Linked DNA regions of Homo sapiens: region 1 is linked to region 2. A link is an interaction called in ENCODE POLR2A ChIA-PET data of the cell type or tissue named here. Cell type or tissue: PC-9. All regions are shown on one strand.

The links. ChIA-PET counts read pairs that join two places held together with the same protein. Peaks named below come from ENCODE experiments on the same cell type or tissue, not always from the same donor. Only the 100,000 strongest peaks of a DNase experiment are listed, where the experiment ranks them.
Region 1: POLR2A ChIA-PET joins it to region 2 with 5 read pairs; 2 of 35 experiments call an interaction of 5 or more read pairs at or near these places.

The regions. Positions count from the first base shown.
Region 1 is chr6:105,387,401-105,389,900 of GRCh38, forward strand. The region is part of intron 2 of PREP (prolyl endopeptidase); the gene reads right to left. Among named protein-coding and RNA genes, the nearest start is that of PREP, 14 kb to the right of the region's middle. In PC-9, no CTCF peak of the experiment used is centred here; a DNase peak (open chromatin) is centred at 1,251; H3K4me3 peaks cover 1,090 bases; H3K27ac peaks cover 2,500 bases.
Region 2 is chr6:106,311,799-106,314,298 of GRCh38, forward strand. The region is part of intron 2 of ATG5 (autophagy related 5); the gene reads right to left. Among named protein-coding and RNA genes, the nearest start is that of ATG5, 13 kb to the right of the region's middle. In PC-9, no CTCF peak of the experiment used is centred here; no DNase peak of the experiment used is centred here.

The sequences.
Region 1 (2,500 bases), 920 kb before region 2:
TGTATACAAGTACTTGAAACAATTCATCAATGATTTACAGTGTGCTTTTCTAAAATGGAGCTTTCCCTGATAGTGAACCAATGGGGCTGGAGTCTTCGCCTCTACAACAGCAGTGTCCAGTCTTTTGGCTTCCCTGGGCCACACTGGAAGAAGAATTGTCACAGGCCACACATAAAATACACTAATACTAATGATAGCTGATGAGCTAAAAAAAAAAAAAGAAAAAAAGAAAAAAAGAAAAAGAAAAAGAAAGAAAAAGAAAAAGTCGCAAAAAAAAATCTCATAATGTTTTCAGAGTCTATGAATTTGTGTTGGGCCACATTCAAAGCCATCCTGGGCCACATGTGGCCGGTGGGCCGCAGGCTAGACAAGCTTGTGCTACAAGATGTGGCTTGGCCTCCTTTCTGCTCCAATCTCTAGCAGCTCAGAGATCAAGTGGCATGCCCATCTTCAATCTCTGGTCCTCCCAAGCTACAAGGCAAATTCCATGCTGGTATAGGCATCTGTCTTACTTATGACACCGCATCCCCCTTATTTAACCCAATACTCAGCACAGTGGGCACCTAGATAAACTAAGGAGAGAGGAGGAAAGGTGAAGAAGTAGGAGGAAATGAAGCACATATGGAGAAAAGAGAGAGAATGAAACCTGCAGGCATGTGGCATTGGGGTAGCCAGCATCCATGCTCCCTCCGTAGCGCCCTCCCTTCTAAGTGGAGCAGGTAGCTGTGCTGCCACTACAGAAGCCAAAGAGGGTCCCTGGGGCTTCTACCAAATCTCTTCTCTTAACTGCTGCAATACAGCCAAGGGGCGAGCACACACCCACAGCTTGGCCAATCAAGACTCCTTCTGTTGGGATACCATCACTTGAAAAAGAGACGGCAGGCTGAATGACTGGAGATCAGTGAAGCCATAGCAATGCTGGGTGAAAAGTGACATTCCTGCCTGCTCAGAGCCTGGCCCTTGGTCCATTCCAAGCTGCCTTCATATCCTTGCCATAAATGCCCCATTTGCCTAACTTGCCCAGAATCAGTTTTTGCCGCTTGCATCAAAAACCGTATTACAGAAAGCAAGAGAAAGGAGATTGGGGGGTGGGGGTGGGGAGAAAAGGGAACGTAGTGATTAGGAGTAGCCCAGTACCAGCAACTTCCTCATACTTTTGACAATTATCCCATCCGGAGATCAGAAGGAAGGTGTTCCCTAAATACATATTTCACTTGTGAATTTCTGAGAAGTATGTTTACAAACTGTAATAAAGCTAAACATTCCCACAGAAGGTAGTAACACGTTTAAGACCTTAGAAGTCTTAGAGACTGAGATAATATGTGGTAAAATAGTTACTAAACACATTTCCCACGTCTACTACAGCAGGGATACATACACCAGTAATTCTCAATCCAGGCCCATATATGGGACATGAATGAATGGGTAGAAGGTGTCTCACAGGCCAGCTCTGCCAGTGGGGTTCACAAGGTATCAATTTAAAAAGACGCTACTTTAAGGCTACTGCCTTTAAGTAATCTTTGGCCTAGTTTCATCACTACACTTGGGAACAATAAAACCACACTTACAAGTCACAGTTCCAATGAAAAAACAATGTTCAGAATGTATCTTTTCATGAAAAATCTAGAATTCAAAAGGAAAATCGACTTAGTTTTGTGGATAAAAATAAAAACAGATAAGAGTCTTTAAAGTCAAACATTCTGACTAAGCAATTAGGAGACTAGAGTCAGAAAGTATGTACCCTGATACATGGAAGGTGCAATGCCCAAGCAGCACCATCTTCGTTTGACTGGAGCTTTGCTGTATATGGATTTTTACATACATTTTCTCACTTGGGTGTTGTTATAACTGGGAGCTAAATTAATGAATATTACTTTAACTCTTTATAGATGAAGAAAATGAATACTAGATCAGGTAGCTTGCTACGGTCATAGAACAAGAAAACAGAAGACCAAAGACTGCAATTTGTATCTTCTGACTTCTGGTACCATCCAGCAAATACTTCATTCCTCCACACTGCCTTGCAACAGAAGCAACATCGGAAATGCCTGCCAACTCACAGAATGAAGGAATTATCCACACAGATATCCCCAGTTTGTTATAAAGTTTTCAAAGAACACTGTACACCAAAACCAGCCTTTTATACCTGTAATTTCTGGGGATCAACAGCTCCATCAGTAAGCTTTAACTGCTGGCTTTTGGCTTAGAGACATTTAACTAACCCCTCACGTACTGCAATTTCCTGGGAGCAAGCTTCCACCCCAATGGCTCTGAAAACGTAGTGGCCAGATGGGGAAAGGCAATCAGACAGATCAGTCCCTGCTTGCCTAGCTCAGCACCAGTTCTTCCAGAGGCTGCCTCTGGATCCGGGCTAGGGAAAGCACATGATCCAGGCAGTCCTAGGCTAGACCGACACCGAAATTGACACCAGAAAGAACAGAAACTCCTCATGCTACACACTTTTAAGGTTAACCCCAGAGACCAAAAACAAAAGCAAGCA
Region 2 (2,500 bases):
AAACTGGTTACTACTGTGCAATTTGATCTCCTTCTTTTTTTTTTTTTTTGAGATGGAGTTTCACTCTTCTCACCCAGGCTGGAGTACAAAGGCAAGATCTCGGCTCACTGCAACGTCTACCTCCCAGGTTCAAGTGATTCTCCTGCCTCAGTCTCCCAGGTAGCTGGGATTACAGGTGTCCACCACCACACCGGGCTAATTTTTTGTATTTTTAGTAGAGATGGGTTTCACCATGTTGGCCAGGCTGGTCTCAAACTCCTGACCTCAGGTGATCCACCCACCTTGGCCTCCCAAAGTGCTGGGATTACAGGCGTGAGCCACTGTGCCTGGCCTGATCAGTTTTTAAGCAGTAGTCTGGTCTAGGCTGTAGCAGTGGGGGATGAAAGGGATCAGATAAGTCTGAGAGACACTGAGGTCTCTGGAGTAAGTTACCGACTATCTGGGATAAGAGAGAAGGAAGGAAGCACCAAACGATGAGTCCCAGGTTTCAAGTAAGAGTAGTTCTTCTTGCCAAAACAGGAAGGGAATAAAATAATGCAGAGGACCAGATTTTTTTGGGGGGAAAGCTGATGAGTCCAGTTTCTAACATACATAGTTTGAGCTCCTATAAGACATCTAAGTGAGGATCTCCAGCAGACAAATATATAGGTTTGGAGCTCTGGAGAAAAATATTGGGAATTGTCAAGATATAAATGCTTGACAAAGACATAAAAATGGACAAGAACTCCAGGGGGTAAAAAGTGAAGTGAAAAAAAAGAAAGCAGAGCCCTAAGAAATACCAATATTAAGGAATAAACAAAGGAGAAAGATCTGGCAAAAAAGACTACACACACACACACACACACACACACACACACACACATAAAAACCAGACAGGCAAAAGCAAAACCAAGGATACTGAGCACTGCAGGGCTAACAGGACAATGCCACAAGATGGGAGAAGCAACCAACAACATCAAACACTGCTGAGATAAAGCAAATGAAAATTAACAAACAGACTCTGAGCTTGGCTAAAAAAATACCATTAGTGACTTTGGCAAGAACAGTTTTCTTGGAATAGTATGAAAATGTGATTACAGAAAACTAACTGGTAGGAGGTGGAAGGCAGAGAATGACTATAAGCAACCTTTTTAAGAAGTCTAGCCATGGAGGAAAAGCCAAAGTTGAGAGATGGGGTCAACAGAAGGTTGTTGTTTCAGGATAGGAAGGATTTATGACAACACTAAAAACTGTGAAGGAGCCAGCAGATAAGAAGTTGAAAGTAAAATAAACAGAGAAGGCAGAGGTGGAGGTGGGAGAAGATCAGATACCACCAGCTTCCTGAGAAGGCAGAAGATAGAGGGCTGGGCCTTGCCTAGAAGGAAGAATACTTCTTCCATTATAACAGGAGGGAAAGAGAAGTAAATGTGTGGGATGCAGATAGGTTTTGCAGATTTGGTGACAGAAAGTTAAGGGAGGTCCTATCACACCTATCATATCATTTCTCTTTTCTTCATGAAAGAGGAAGTGAGGTCACCTGTTCAGAGTGAAGGAAGAGGTCAGGGCTCAGAGACATAGTCATAGTGGAATAGGGCAGACACCTGACTAAGGATACATAAACGGATCGCTGCCTAATGTTAAGGGTCCATGACATTGATGACCATGGGTCCAATCATGATTTCCTCTAGAAACAAGTCACAAAATAGCAATCCAAATGAGTATATGTGTTTTTATACTGGATAATCTAAATGAAAAGCAACAGTTTAAATGAACATAAACGAAAAAATACAAATTGAAAAGTTATCTAGTTTCTACAAATTTCCTTACCAATATTCTCTGAAAAATAAAACATAATGCTCAGTGATAAACATATAGGATATAGGCGGAAAGATTATGCACAGAGGCAACAAATCAAAATGCAGAAAAGAGGAATATATGTACTATTAATATTAAAAATATGTTCAAGCTTAATTGACAGCAAGGGACATATTATCTGAACTACAGCTATATTGGCACTAAAATCCTCATCTGTAATTCTAAGACTAGCCATCACTGATGTTTTATATATTTTCTTCCTTGTACGTATTAACTTACACTTAAGCATGTACATATTTAAATAGCAAAATTTGGATTGTGCCATATGGTTTTAAATTCCAGTTTTTTGTTTTATGTTTATTATATGCCAGTCACCCAACAGTCTTCAAAAACACAAATCATGACTGTATAAGAGGTTTCTCTGGGTGAAGAATTAGGAAGAATTCAAGAAAAAACCAATTACCTATAAGACAAGACAATCCTCTTTCTCCTACAGTTACTGTAAACACTCTTGCCATTTTCAATTTGATTAGAAACACTAGAAAACAACTTACGCTCTAGTGCTCACAAGTCTTTTCCAATTTAAACAGGTCTATAAAGAAAAAATACTGTATTCTTTACATGAAATTTCTCTAACTTTAGGAAGTATGTCAAACATTAGAGTTTGATTTAAAAGTAAACAGGCTGGGTGGAGTAGCTCATGCCT